Regions from separate parts of the Mus musculus genome. Here region 2 is linked to region 1. The links are chromatin loops, found by intact Hi-C in ENCODE. Cell type or tissue: heart. All regions are shown on one strand.

Evidence for each region. A loop is a pair of places that touch in the nucleus more often than their neighbours do. Peaks named below come from ENCODE experiments on the same cell type or tissue, not always from the same donor. Only the 100,000 strongest peaks of a DNase experiment are listed, where the experiment ranks them.
Region 2: it touches region 1 in a loop (2.0-fold over the local background); 4 of 42 quality-filtered maps call a loop at or near these places.

What each region holds. Positions count from the first base shown.
Region 1 is chr4:100,295,669-100,303,668 of GRCm38, forward strand. Ror1 (receptor tyrosine kinase-like orphan receptor 1) reads left to right here. Exons shown (of 9, transcript NM_013845.5): 2 at 7,212-7,283. Among named protein-coding and RNA genes, the nearest start is that of Gm35760, 94 kb to the right of the region's middle. In heart, no CTCF peak of the experiment used is centred here; a DNase peak (open chromatin) is centred at 3,133; H3K27ac peaks cover 672 bases; H3K27me3 peaks cover 32 bases.
Region 2 is chr4:100,227,652-100,235,651 of GRCm38, forward strand. All of the region lies in intron 1 of Ror1 (receptor tyrosine kinase-like orphan receptor 1), which reads left to right. Among named protein-coding and RNA genes, the nearest start is that of Gm12701, 110 kb to the left of the region's middle. In heart, no CTCF peak of the experiment used is centred here; no DNase peak of the experiment used is centred here; H3K27ac peaks cover 474 bases.

The DNA.
Region 1 (8,000 bases):
GTAGCTCTAGACTTATTATATGCAGAGGCCATGGGTACAAGTAATGTCCTTTCCAGTGCTTTTTTCTTTTTTTTTTAGATCCAAAAACAACCTTGGCAGATTGATGGCCAAATGGACATTAAGATCAAATGTTGATTACATGGAAAATCATATATACTTCATCTCCTGAGGGTATGATATAAAACTTATTACAGGGAAACAGTCATGGCACCAAGTTTGACTAGACTTTGAGTTCTGTATTGGTCCATCATCATTTGAAAGTGATTCCTGCCTTTTCCTTTCTTAAATATGACCACAGAAGCTCTCTACACATGGTCCTCCAAGACTGGGGTGACTCTCTGTTCTCAGATGTTCTCCATAGCACTTCACACCATTGACAGGTACTTCTTTACAGCGTTTACTTTAGAACCTTGAACTTGCCTCAGAACATACACGAACCCCTCAAGTCTGGTCTCTTTTGTTTGTTTGTCTTTAAGGGGAAAGATTAAGACAGAGTTTTAAAAATATAAGAACCATGTTCTAAATGCTGCCCTTCTTGATGTACCTCACCTATTTTCAGGATTTCTAGCTTTCGATTACTTTCTAAGCTTATTGAGCCGTGTTCTTTTCTTATTGTAAGTGGTCATTGCTCATAATTTATTAATCAAATCATCCCAAAGTTAGTGATGTCAAGTAAGCATTTATTCAGCCTTTGATTCCATGGTTGTGTGATCTCTTATCTTCCCTGAGCCAGTCTGATCTCTGTTAACTCTGAATTAACATAAGTCACAGGCAATCTAGATTTGATGGTGCAGAAGTACACTCCATCACTTCATTGAAGATCACTGAAAAAGATGTGGGTCCAGGGAGGAATAAGCTATGGGACCCCTGTATTTAGATAAGTTCTCTTCTCTCTCAGGAGAGCCAACACGCAGAATAGGTGTTAATCCAACATTTCACAAGACCCAAGACACTAATTATTGTTCGAATCTGAACTGTCTTGTGCTGGCTCACATTTTAAACTCTTCTTCCACAGCTTGTAGACCCATGTTTGAGGACCCTTTAGTAGGAGGGTTTGACAGGCAGAAATGGGTCACTGGGGACAGGTCTTCGAAGGTAATAACCATCCTAGGTTCCACCTCAGTGGCTCTATGACAAAGGTCCTTCTCAAGTTCCTGTAGCCATTAATGAAGCAACCTGCTCCAGCATGACTACCTTACCATGCTGGAATCAAATCCCTCTGAAACCACCAGCCAAAATGTATAAACAACACAATTGTATCCTGGCTGGACATGAAGAAAGCCAGACTCGGGCACGGGCCTTGCCTAAGGTCAACATTACAGTCTACCACACTACCTCAGAGAAATAAATTCCGTGCTGGTCTATAATAGCTCCCAAAGCCCGTCCAGGCATGTGTGGCTTTTAGGACACATTTGCTGGCTACTGACTGAGTTCTGAGTTGGCAGATTCTGAGAATAACATAAAACTTCATCCCTAGCCTCATGATGCACATACTTGGTGACAAACAGAATACTCAAAACCCTTCTGGTCACCTTACAAAGTGCCAAGTGCCTTAAGGGAACAGGTGGCATAATACTGTGGGATTCAAAAGAGACTCTGGGAGGGATCCTGGCTTCAGTTTGGACTTTGTTTAATGTTACTCTGTATTTAATTCTCATTATTGATCTCCCCAATCAAGACACAGGAGAGGAAACCCAGTCTGGACAGATAAAACACTTAAACTGAAACCATCTGAGGCAAATTAAGTATTTTTAAATTACCAGCTCTCCTGATGCTGCATGTCCAGCCTGATGTGGCTGAAGGAAAACCATTTACATCCTGCAGGATGATAGCAACCCTCTTGAATTTACCTCTCAGATTAAAATAATTTGTACTAATCCTGGGACCCCTCAATCCCATTAATTTAAATGTGATTTTCACAGGCAGCCAGAAGATACAAATTACACACTCAATATATGTGTAAAAACTTCCCCACAACCACCTTTTACTCTTCACCTGTTGGAAAGTTTCAAGAATTGAATTGACAATATGGAGCTTAGGGGGAAACCACACACACACACACACACACACACACACACACACACACCTTCAATTTCAAAAGTGACACAGGCACTCACTGCCAGTGTTCTCAGCAGCCAGACTGAAGCAGAGCTGGGAACGGAAAGTCATGGGTATGTTCTGCTGACAGCTGATGACATGTCAGGGGACCTTAGGCAAGCTTTCTGCCTGAGTCTGGGTTTCCTCAAATCTAATCAGACGGCGATAATCTTGGGCCTTGGGCCTTCCCATATGGAGTCACGAGCTAATAATGCCTGGTCTGTGTACTGACTTTCCTGAAAGGAAAGTGCGATCTAAATACAAGGTACTTGTCTTACTCGAGGTGCTTGGAATCTTAATAGCTGTCTCAATTGCGTCCAAAGTGGGCTTCTCTTTGGAAGTGCTTTAAAAGTGGCTGGGGATGGCGGCTGAAAAGGGGGTTTGTTTCTCGCTATCTGTGCCTCACGTAGATTATGGCTTGAGTTTTAGGATGTGCCCAATTTGCCCATCTAACAAAGGGCTTCACAAAAACCCCCATCATTGCAAGCCTGGAAGATGGTTAAGACGGTTCTGCCGCACTCCTTCCACAACCAGCCTAAAATCCACGCGTCAAAACTAATGGCCAAGCAATTAGGGGCTGGGGGTGGGGGCTCCAAATTGAAAATAACATTTGGCTTTGAAAGACCGCCTAGAAACACCAGGTTGTTTCTTGGTTACTAACCACGAAGCTATCTCAGCACGGAAGGCACAGCCCAAAGAGTCTGGAATTCCCTTTCCTTCAGAGTTTTAAATCGCTTCAAAGTTCTAGATTCATTTGTTCATTTTGTTATCATTTATTCCCTTAGGAGGCATATCAGCACTTAAGCTTGTCACCCAAGTGGTTTGAAAATGACCAGTGTTGGGCTATGAAATATGTCGGACTCACCCCCATGAGATTCAAGGATTGAGAAAGCCCAGTCCAAGAATCTCTGTTGGCTGACACACTCCTCAGCTAGGGTTGGGAGTTGAACACCCTTTGGCTGTGTCTGTAGTTAGTAACAGTTTTTATCTACTGTCATCAGAGCCCCTTTGCTGAAGGCTGACACATCTGACTCATCTCCAGATCGTCTCGAGAACAGTCTGTGATCATCACAATTAGGTCCATTTAAGAAGGGAGGTGCTGGAGATGTGAAGTAACTCTCCCCAGGTCATAGGCCAGGTTGTGGCAGAGCCAGAATTTGAAATCGTCCAACTCAGAAACCTGCCCCTTGCTTCCCGCTGCACTAGCACACATTGGCATTGCCTAGAGCTGCCTGAAGTCAGAGAGGGCACAGAGGATGCCTGAGTCCTGCTTCCTGCTCCCTGCTCCCAAGACATCTGCTGTCTAATTGGAGTGAAAGGGAGAGACCACTCATTGATGGCAAGAGAAATGTAAAGGTGACTGACATGTTAATGTAGAAAGGCACTTCTAGTTTGGGTTTTGCCTTATTAGTAGTAAATTGAGCATTACTGAATTGCCATTTTACTTATTTCTTATTTCTATTCAATTGTCAAACTCTGTTGTGAGTTAAGCTGCTTAGAACAGAACTATGCTGTTTGAGGCTCCAACACGAGAAAGATTTTATTGATGTCACTATTACATTGGTTCACAGAGGTGTATCTAGTTGTATTATTTGGGGCTAGGGAAATGGCTCAGTGGAACAAGTGCTTACCACAAAAGTGTGAGGACTGGAGTCTGCATCCCTAGGACTCATGTAAAATACTACACAGGTATGATGTCCCCCTTGTAGTCCCAGCTCTCAAGAGGAAACTTGAGACTCTCCGGGCAAGCTGACTAGCTTGATGAGCTGACTCAGCCATCTGTGTGTTAGGTAAGAGACCCTGCTGCCGTAATGAACATGGACAGTTACTTAGAAGGCTGCCAATGTCAAACTCTGACTTCCATACCCATGTACATCCATTGATACACACATGTACCCCCTCTACTTGTACCCCACACATACAAATCCTCATATATATATCCATGCACACTACATGTTTATAATTTTAGCATATGTAATCTCAGTACTTGGGAGGCTGAGGTAGGAAGATGGTGACTTCAGGATCATCCTGTGCCACCTAGCAATGAATGCCCCATCTCCAAAACCAGCGACAACAAAACGTTTTGGTGGTTGTGGCTCAGTGTCAGGATGCTAGCCCGCCAGCTCAAATCCTTATCCTGAGACCTCAGCCGAGGCCATCAAACTTTTCATAGAACTGTGCTGAATGCACAATGATTTTTCTGTCTCTTCATGACCAAGTACAAATGAGACGGTAAAAGGAAATGAAAGCTGAGAACCCGCTGCACAAGTGTTAATGTGTTAGGTCAACCTTCCAACCCTAGCAGGTGCTAATGTTGCTAGGGAGATAAAAAGCACAAATGACCCCATGCTGGTTGAAAATCTACCAGGGCTAGATAACCCAGGCAAGACTCCCTGTTTCCAACAGAAGGCTCTCTGAAGTGCCCAAGTTGTGCAGCTAAAGACAGATCTATGCTCAGGACAGATATTCCACTGGAGACTGCCCTTCCTCTAGCAACAAGAGAGAGGGTAACAGCTTCACCAAGTCTTCGCAATTGTTTCCTCATAGACAGCCTCCAGAGAGGTCATCAAAAGATCAAGGACGGACCTTTCTAATCACTGAACTTGCCAGGACTCACAGGAGGCTTAGCTGCAGCATTTTGGGTCCAGACTGGCTCTTCTACCTTCTGCTCACCCTTCCCCCATCCCAGCCCCTGACAGCACTATTTCATACTCTTTCAATTCTTTATTTCTCTGTGTCCATTCCAGACCCCGAGCTTTGTGAAGCAAGCGCTGCCTTGAGCTTGTGCGCTACTGCTGGGCTCATCTGGGACAGAGCTCAGTAAATATTTGTTGAGTGGGTAGATGGATGGATAGGCATTGGATCAATGAACAAGTGAACTTAGAGGCATTAAATTCTAGAAAGCAAGTCTTTTCATTCCTTCTGATCATTCATTCTCCAAAACTGCTGCTGTATCAACTGGGCTTTAGGAAACACTCGGTACAATTTACCTCCATCTCTTAACCAAGGCTTCCTTTGTTTAGAAAAACTCAATAATAAATTCTCAAGTCCTGTCGGAACAGCAGGACTGAAGGCTGCTTTCCTGAGTCCCTTACTTTTTTTTTTTTAAATGACCTTACTACATAATAGACTTTTACTATAAAATATAAAGTGGGACTGTATGTAGGCTGGGCAGGACTGGAAAGGAGGTGACTGGCACCGCGGATGACACACAGAGGGACGGGAAGAAAGGACTTGTGGCGGGAAGGCTCCTTCTAGGGGAAGAACATGGAATGAGAAGGTCCCACGAAGACAGAAATCCTGAGTGAAGTGTGTTGGTGTCCTTAGACCTGCAGGTGTCTGCAGCAATCAGGAGGAAAAGAAGTGGAACCTCCGAAGGGAGGGAGAGAAGACCCGTTCCATGCAAGCATTTCCCAGCATGCTTTTTTTCTTCTCTCACTGTCCCTTTGCCAGCTTGCCATGACGCCGGAAACGAGCTAATCAGAGTGTAACGTACTGGTAGATATAATGTCCACTTGCCTTCAGTTTCCCTTAAAGCAGTGACTCTCAGCCTTCCTAATGCTGTGACCTTTTGATACAGTTCCTCATGGTGTGGTGACTCCCAACCACAAAATTATTTAATTGCTACCTCATAACTATAATTTTGCTACTGTTATGAAACATAATGTAAATATCTGATAGGCAGGATATCTGATATGTGGCCCCTGTGAAAGGGTCATTTGACCCCTAAAGGGGTTGTGACTCACAAGTTGAAAACTACTACCTTAAAGAATCTATGCTGGCTTTATCTCAGGGTGAAGAAGCAGACCCGGGCCATGGGCAGAGTGTGTGGTGTGTGTCTGCAGTCCTAGGTGTTCCAGGACTGTGGAAATGTTCAAGTCTGCCAAATAGCCCATGTGTTTCTGCAGTGTTGGATGAATGGGCAGGCTGGAATTAACCTTTGCAAGGTTTCTGTGGGCAGACATTAGTCCCTGGTAAAATGACAAGGACATATACCATCTCTAGTCATTGGGTGGATGCTCAACAGTAAGTAAGGAAATAAAGAAAGTGCTTGTTTCTGGAAAGGTGAAGCCAGAGATAAGGTGGGACTCATACCCATTAGTACAAGGCAGCCTGGGCCACTGGGATGTTTGTGGGTAGAGCCAGGCACTATGCTCCAATGTCTGGTCTTCTACTTATTAAAGTTCAGCTTGCCTTCCAATTAAAACCTGGTTTTAGTGGCTACTTAAAATACACTGTCTTGAAAAGAGTACAGTACAGATGTCAAGCTTAATAGGCAAAAAAGAATCATAATAGATTCATGATGTTTGCAAGGGATGGAAGGTGGGATGACATTATATGTGGTTTATTAGATGACCCTGGCCTTCTCAGATTCACAAATGTTCTATGATATTGTCTCTGTGTTGTTTGTGTATAGCCCAAGAAGGTGTTATAACAACCCTATTTAAAATATGTTCGTAAAATGTTGCCATGGATTGAACTTTTCAGAAACAACAAAACCATTCTATGTGTAGCATTGCCTATTACTGAGAAGTTTTTAAATCTTCATAGTACATTATGTCCTACAGATGCTTGATTTGCATATTTGCTTTCAATTACAGTGGCTTTGAAAATTGCCAGTTAAGTGTAGTCACCACAAATGACTCTGCTTTTATCTGCTTTGACTTCAGAGCCAGTGTCGAGAACTGAATTTCTCTGTTCACAGCATCATAAATTCAGTGAACAAAAGCACCAATCAGGACAACGTTGTCTGTTTTCCCTCTGATAAGACTTTTGAGTGAATTAGTCCAAGGCCGGTCTTCTTGTCAACACTATTTGTTAAAATGCGGTTGTCTCTGTTAGTAAAGTTTTCTGTAAACATAGCTCTTTCCATTTTAACCCTCAGGGTAGAATTGTAAAGTATAAGTCTGGCCTACAGCTTGCTGAGCTTGGAGAGCTTCTGAGATGTGGGCCTTTGCTGATCACTGGAGCTGCCTCCCTTAAACACAGCCATAGTACTGGGACAGTCCCTCTCTGAAGGGAACCCCATAGAATATAATACTTCTGCCCACCCGGAAGTGACCTTATTAAATAATGCCCTGATTCTGTCCCCCTCCCCATATTTCTCATTGCAGAAACAGAGTTGTCAGTCAGTGCTGAGCTGGTGCCTACCTCGTCCTGGAACACTTCAAGTGAAATCGACAAAGGTATGCCAAGTGGAAAACATGGGCCAGGGAAGGAAGGAAGAAAAAAAGCTCACCCATAGCTTGGCCTGATCTTCCTGGAGATGAACTGCTGTCTAGATCATTAGGACGAGGCAGGGGCTGAAATAATCCCCAGCTTGCTTTGTGATGATTTAACATTTAATTATTTGGAATAATTTCTGAAGAAGATTTTTTTTTCTTTTCTTTTTCCCTTCCTCATTTAAAATGTTCCACATGGTGAAAACGCTTCAAGATGTGAGGCTGGACCATTTCTGACCTTCCTGCCTGTGCATTCTAGTAGACCTTATTTGGAGGATTTGATTCTGCCTAAGCCAGGACTGATCAGAGCCATTGGTTGGATGACCTTTTTGGACAACCATTTGATATGCTTGTGGGGTTCGGGACCCAGCATTCAGAACGCTTGTAATTGCCTGTGCGTGCAGACAGCAGCTTCCTATGTACATGTGGGGAATAGATTCTCACCATGGAGTTGCTGCATTAATTAAGGCTTGCCATATGCTAAGCATTGTCTAATCTATGATCCTATGGCCTAGGCACAATGAAGCCCAGGCGCTCTGGCTCCTCCTGCCTCTCCAGCCTTATTTCATTTTAGTCCCCTTTGTCTTGCCTCTGTATCTCTGACTGGATTTCTGTATCTTCTAGTATTTCCTATTCTTCTATCTGGCTTGCCCTTATTCTCCCTGTTTTGTTTGTTTTGCT
Region 2 (8,000 bases), 68 kb before region 1:
GTCTGTGGGATGTTGGCCTATCAGATGGTCTTTGAGAGTAAATCTTTTTTTTTTTTTTCTTTTTTTTTTTTTTTTTTTGCATAGAAAGCTTGAACTGAACAGCAGAGCTCATACGAATGCATGTGACTGTCAGTGAGATTCTAAGTTAAATGCTTGGTTCGAGGCAGTATTTAATCAATGTTCCCCAGAAATGAGCCTTACCGCCAAAGGCGTTCAAACTCGTGCAACCATATGACATAGAATAAGTATTCAATAAGTTGTGAACATCATTGCTCTGTTCTCTTTGAAACAAAGGTTTTACCTCTAATCCAAGTTTAGAGGCTATAAAGAGTTTGCCTTCCAGGCTGTGGGATGTAGCTCAGTAATAGTCATGACCAGTGTACATAAGGCCCTGGCTTCAGTTCTTTAACACCGCTAAAGACAAATCCTGAATTTTTATGGGCAAAGATCATATAGCATTTATTGAGCACCAGCTACTATAAAATGCTTTGCATGTGTAATTTAATTATAGTTGTGAAAAAACACTTAGGCCTCTATGCCAAATGAAGATATTAGGCCTCTGAGAGGTTCAGTGAGAAAGTCAAGGTCATGTCCTCAGTGGTTAAGTTGGCGTCTGATCCAAGGCTAAGGCCAAAGCCTGTGTCACCACTCACAAATGCCTTGTGGTTGAGAGTGTTAAATGTACACAGTCCAGGCGACACAGGCTATCTGCTTGAACTGAACAGCAGACTTCAAACAAGTTTAGTACTGGAGCATTTGACGTGGGGTTAGTATGGCCAATATACAATGAGCCACAGGAGTGAGGAAGAACAGAGAGATAGAGTGGAGGCTGACTGGAGCCCCAGGGCATGGGGATCAGGTCTTGCCTCTGCTTCATTCCCATGTAACTGCTGCTTTGTGGACGCTAGATTCGGGGGAGCAAGATGGTGGCAAGGAGTTCTGTTGGAGACAGCAGGTGGCCTTGGTGGGATTTAACAATGAGGAGGACACACCCATAGGGAACATGGAAACTTAGAACTTCTAGCAAGGCTCCAGCTCTGAGCTACACCCAGCAGCCCTGATCCTCACCTGCTGTGAGCCTTGAACTTGTTATTGACAAGAGTCTTCTGTTGAATACAGTGCTGGTGACACCAAACTCACGTACTCTGTATATGATGTCAAGAGGGCACCTGACCTGCACAGACCTCAATATGGCATCTGACCCCCTTCATTAAGCATGTGAAAAACGCTAGGTGTTAGTACTGGCCAAGAGAGCACATTCCACTTCGAACTTTTCTCATTTCCCAAATGGATTTTTATGGGATGATTTTTTGACAGATAAGGCTGTTTACCAAATTCTTACCCTGGCTTTGATTTATAAGGACTGCTGGGAAGAATCAAAATCAACACATTTATATTTCACAGAAAGAAAATATTTGGGTTGGCGTTGGCAAGGTTTCCGTCTTATAAAAAGTTTGTTTTAATTTTTTCCCCCTTGCTTTTAAGATATCAGGGTCTTGAGGGACAGCCAGTCCATGTCTAATGTCTGGGCCTGAGAAGTTCTTTAAGAGGGAGGCCTACCCGCTGAAATTGGACTTTCAGACAGAGCCTGCCATAGAGTTTTCAGAGGATTGAGATGATATAAAGGGGAAGTAACCCATCTCACATTGTAAATTATCTTTTCAAAGGAAGGACGAGGGAGCCAGGGAACAGTTTGTCATGATTCTTTTACATTTTGACCAGGCAGGAATTTACCAATCTGCATTTATCTACAGCTCTTTGACTTGGGAGAGATTGGGGTGGAGTGTGGAGAACTTTTATGAACCCCTTTAAAAAGCAATCTGCTTGATTTTTCTTGAAATAAAATGTAAAATGGAATTTCCTCTGAGAAACAAAATTAGCACTTTGTCCCCCAGATAGCAGGATTAAAATTTCAGCATTTGTCTATGGGAGCAAAACAGAGTGAAATTTATGTGAAAATCCTTAGTACTGCATGCTCAGGAGGTCACTTTCCTTTCAGTTGCGGCAAATACTAATAAGAGTAATAAACTAGTAAGACTAGCAGATAGTTTTACTAGTAATCAAGTCCAATAGTTTGATAGTTGGACCCCTCCCTCCCCACCCTTGAGACTCAAGACTGAACGAATAAGCAGGAGTGGAAGACAAGATATTTAGAGGGCTAAGAATTTAAGGCTACTGACACTGCTTAGAAATCAGTGATACAGAGTAAGCATGGTGACACTGATGCTGACGGAGAGGGAGTGGGGAAGAGCAGACAGTTATACAGCATCTTGGCCAGCCATTTTTGGTACCTTCCCCTATTCATCATAACAGCAAACGCCAGTTTGAAGTAGCCATTCTTCATCCTCATCTAATAAATATCTAAGCATTTACCCAGCTTCACAGGGGAATCAGTCAGTCATTCTGGACTCTGATTCGGATCTCCAAAGCACTGTGCCGCAGCACCCAAGAAGAAAAGTGAATCTGGAAGGATGTCGCTGGAATATAGTATAGCGTCTGGGGCTGAAGTGTCCCAGGCAGAAGTGTTTGGGTAGAAGTATGAGAAAGGCTCGTCTCTGCCTAGGATGCTGGGCTCATTCTCCTAGGTCCTCCTAAAGGAAGGTCTGCTTAAGCTGCATCCTGAGGTTAGTGACACAAATTTCTCATTGAGAGGAAAATAAATCAAGGCTTTGTCTCTGGGCCCACAGCTGAAGGGATGTTAGAGCGCTTGGGAGAGCCAGTGAAGTGGTCAGGTTAGGCACAGATGAGGCCTGGCTGTGCTGAGGTAGAGGAACTCAAGCACAGATGTGGTCAAGAACTGTTTGCCCGTGCTCCGTTACTATGGGGATTATTTTCTTCTTCGTCTGTGGTTAGGTTGCTGAGAAGGCCTCTTCTCAGGGTTATATATGGTGTCTACATGCTTGATTGCTGAGAAAAGATTGTGAGAATCATACACTGTTCAGTGTCAGAAAGGATCCCGACACTCTGTCTTGTCACTGCCCAGTGGTAGTAATTTATAGCTTGAACAGCAGCTGGGGCAGGAAGGAGTCTTAAAAGCACTCAGATTTGCTGGTTAACTTTGGTTAACCTAGAGGTCAAAGCAGTTTCTGTCTAGCACATTAGATAATGTTGACAATGGTTGACATGTTGCAGGTAACTGTACAGGACCATCCACACTTGTGATAAAAGGAGTTATTTATGAAGTAGCTATGATTTCAAATGTAAAAGAAGGGGGAAAAAAATCCCTGTGTGTTGTGAAGGCTCTGCTAATAAACCCCAGTTGGATATCCCTGGCTTTCCTGAAATGGCGTGCAAGAGAGACTAGCCACAGTGGAACAAGGAAAACCAGTAAGGCAAAGATGGGTCCCAGTTAGTGGCTGCTAACTCAAAGACCCTCTATGACAAAGGTTTCTATCTTTAGCCTTCTGATTGGTTGTCTCTGCTGTCACGAGTTACTATAGACATAACATATTGGTGTATTGATTGCTTTCAAAACTCTTGTCACAAGGAGGAGAGATGGGTTAACCATTAAAGGCTAGGCTCACAACCAAAATGTCAAAACTCTTGTCACAAAATATCACTAAACTAATCATTAACTGAGTTGACTTATCAGAGACAAGCAAACATGTTCAGAAATGAAGGAGCAGGCATCATTGATTTCCTGACATTCTAAATTCTCCCTGTCCAGGCTATAGACAGACAAATCATTGCCGGAGTCAACAATCTTTTCTTTAAAATTCTGGAAGGCTGGTATCCTCTCAGACACATGACTAATTTAAGAACTTTTTTTTTTTTTAAGGGCTACAGAGATGGCTCCATGTAATGTGCTATTCTTTCAGAGGAACTGAGTTCAGTTCCCAGCACCTACATCAGATGGTTCACAACCACATGTAATTCTTGTTCCAGGAGATCCATCACTTCAAGCCACCAGAGACACCTGAACTCATGTGTATATTCCTCCCCTATTTCTTACAGGAAAGCATACATACACGTAATTTAATTAAAAAAAATAGAAACCTTCTTTTATTTTCTCAACGCCTCTCATTGACAATAGAAATGTAGAGCAGAAGTGGTAAAAAGGAAATTGCCTCTGGCAGTCCATTGAGATTCTTTTTGTAGTTCCTTCCTTGTCTATCAGAGTACACTTAAACCACACCAGAGGACTGGTCCTAACAATAGCATCTCTAGCTAAAATTCTGAAGAAGATGATATAACCCTTTTGAATTCCTAGATGGTGAGCATTTGCTCTCTACCTAGCTACCATAAGAAGCAAAAATTAAATAAAATAAATAAAATAAAAATCAGTGTCTTCTGATTTTTTTCTCTGAATGCTTGTGAAGTACCACCCAGATGCTCAGTGGTGAGAGTAGACCCCTAGGCTAGAGGCCAAATCTTACTCAAATCTCTCCCCTCCACCAAGCACAGGGCCAGTTGCGGAGTGGCCAGGCAGTCAGCCAGCATAATGCTTTATCTTATCTGTGGCCTGGTTTTTGGTACATGCCCAGTATATTTCTTGCTTGAACTTTTGGGTTGACAGTTTTTAGAACTGGGCGCAATGACATGGTCTCTCATTAGAAGGTGTCTCATCATTGACTAAAGAAAAATAACGGATCAAGATGTTATGAATTTTCTACTTCTCAAGGACTCAAACCAGGTTTACTCTTCTTTCTGTTTCTTAGTCACTGAGACTCAATTGGTGAGAACTTGGCAATGAGTAAGGACTAATTCTGGATTGACTTACTATCAGTAATAATTATTGTATTATGAATTGAAACATTATCATTGTTTCAGTGAGACTGGGCCTTTCCTCCAGTGCTATTCCAGAATGGTTTCTCACTTGCTCTTCTGAACTGGGGGTTGAATTGTGATGGACTTGTTTTCTTCACTCTTCCCCCAGTACTGTGTCAGGTGGACTCTTCTAACAATGTGTCTAACTGGCCTCTGGAGAACCAGAAACTCTTCTCGGTTCTGCAGATGTCATTCGAGATAACAAGGAAGCTCTAAAAGCTAACTGGCCAAGTTCCTTACATAAGTGCGATAACCCTGAAAGCTACTCCAGATAACCACATTGCATTTCCTGGTTCAAAGAAGTGATTGTGGCCACACCTACAGAAAGATAGCAGGCACACTGGGAGCTGTAAATCAATGCTTTAAATGCTCTCAAAATGGAGGCTATCTGAATTACAAGCAAGGCATATGACAGAGGCGAAAGTGCGCATGCACACGCACACATATACACACATGCCTGCCTGTTCATATGTGAGAGACAGACAGTGAGAGAAAGCGAGAGAGGGGGAGGGGGGAGTAAAAGAGGGAGGGAGAGAGAAGGAAGATCGATTGATAGATAGATAGATAGATAGATAGATAGATAGATAGATAGATAGATAGATAGATAGACAGATAGATAGACAGATAGGTAGATATTTGGCTATTTCATTTCTGTTATATTTTTAGTTCAGGTTAGTTTTTGAAATTTAGAATTTTATTTAAAGAAACTTCTGTTTTGTTGGGTTTTTTTCCCATTTCTAGATCAGGGCTCCTAAATGTTTCCAACTCACATTTCCTTCTCAGCTGGGAAATGCTTCTGTGACCCTGCATACACAGACATGTAGTATATGCCCATATATCAAATTGATGGTAAAATAATCTAAACAAATCATAAATGTAAAACAGTTCTTTAGGGATACATATAATTTTTAAAGAAAACCTCAAATCTGCCAACTAATGACATGGGTGTACTTGTTTGCCTTTAAATAAAGAACTAAAATCTTGGGTGTTCATTTGCTATTATGGGATGTGAACATCTCCAGTGTATCTCAGAACTACTCAACACTGTGATTTTATAATTTTCGATGCTGAGAATGTCACTTAGAGAATACCAGGCTCACATGCAGTATGAAATCGTAGAATTACGTTTAGGGATGCTTCAGAAATCGATAGAAACTCTGCCCCAATGTCATGCAAAAATTCATTAAATATTTTTATGAAGCCCAGGTGAGCACATTAAATAGCAATTAAAAAAAATCTAACACATCAACAATGCAATGCAAAGGTATACCAATTTAACACTTGTACCATGAGGAATGGCAATAATAAAATTAAATTTGTTTTCCATAGTGAAGTTACTGTGTTTCTATACACGGAAAGCTTTGTATATACAATGAAAACATCACAGGTCACTCACTTATGGTCTTGAGTCTGAGGCCGGTGTTTGAGGAATTGTCGGCTGGTGCTGGGGAGCCTGATCGCCTTATAGGGCAAAGTGCACATACTTGATGTCAGAAGCAAGCTAGAGCGAAGCTTCACTGCGCAGCATGGGCGAACGCTTCCAGAAGCACAGGAGATTATGAATTAATGTTTTGTTGTGGCACATTCAATGGCCACATGGACTTTTGACCCACAGTTTAAGAAGCTAGGACCCAAATAACCCTGGCCCGTTGAAGGAAAAAGAGTAAGGTTGACTCCAGGATGTCTGATCAAGCCAGAAAGCCCTGTCTAGTTGTTGCCCATCCCAATTTCTTTGCATCGTGCCTGTCAGAGGTTTGTTGCAGTAGCCTTACAGTTGAGCCATCTGAGGAACTTGTAAAATCCTTGGTGCCCAGGTTACTGCCAACCCAGTTAAATCAGATAATGGGAGAAGGGAGTACGCCAGTGTATTTTAAAGGCTCTTAGCTGACTCAATGCACTGCAAGTCATGGAATAAATAGTTTGGATCCCCTCTCTGTGAAGACGAGGCTTCAGATATCTAATCACTAAGGAGGTGAAACTAAACCCTCCCCCAGCCCCAGTCCACAGAAAGAAAACTCAAGTAAATGAGTTAGATTTTCATTAAAGAGAAAACGTCGAAACATTTCAGAGACAGTACTGCCCACCTCTTTGGCTCCAATGTCCCCATCAAAATTTATAGTGACATTTTATCCCCATTGTGAGGCATTAAGAATTGGTACCAAGTGACTCAGTCACAAAAGCTAGAACTTAGCTCAAGAACTGGTCTGTTACCAAGATCAATTTAGCATCATCCTTCTTGTCACATCTGCTACCCTGCAGTGTACTGTTCAGCAAGATTGTCACCTAAAGCTGCTCCTCAGGTTCCCAGGCTTCAGAACTGTGAGGGAATAAAACTTTATTCTTTACAAATTACCTAGTCTGCGGTATTGTCATAATCACAGGAAATGGACAAGAACATTTGTAGGGAACACAGACATTTAGAGAAAACGAAAGAGGTGGGAGTCTGTGGGCTCCTAGAATGCACTGGCAGTCAGGTGGTCATGAATTTGGACTCTATTTCCATGGCTCCTCCTGTATGACCTTCAGTAGAAGACATTACACCTTTCTGGATATTTGTAAGTGGGGAAGGAGGGTGCTCCAGCATTGGAAGTTATGCCCTTGATGACCTTGTACCCAGTCAGTGCTGTCTTCTGTCCCCTGCCTGAATGTTTTGAGGATCCAGCTTCTTTTCCTAAAACTGTCCTGCACAGTCCTGTTGGGTCCCTGAGGTTCAAAGAATTTGAATTCCCCAAGTGCTTTCTGGACTCCCACTGATACTGTAGTAGATTTCTGCACTGACAGTCTTGTGGAATGAAAGTATCAGAGAGGAGGGAAGAACTCGGAGATGGGTCTGAATGCCCGGTAGACTGCAGTGGCTGAGGGGCACTTCCGATACACTTTCTAAGAGTCAAATGGTGATTTTCTGTTTCTGTGATGATTCACAAGCCTGACAGGAAAGGCAGGCTTTCCTTCATTCAGTTGTTTGTTAAGTGACTACGTGCCAGGCTAAGAATAGACATATCAGGTTATAACATTTTCCTCTCTAAAGAAGCAGAGAAAAAAGATTGATTCCGTGGCTTGAGCAGGGATGGTACAAATTAAGCTCAGAATATTTTGTTGTGCCGAAAGTATGCAAACATAATCAGCAGTGTCTAGAAGATATAGGAGGATCCTAAAAATAGCACATCTTGGGCAATTTGCATGATAAAATATATAAGAACATGTTGACTTAAAATGGGGATCCATAACTATAT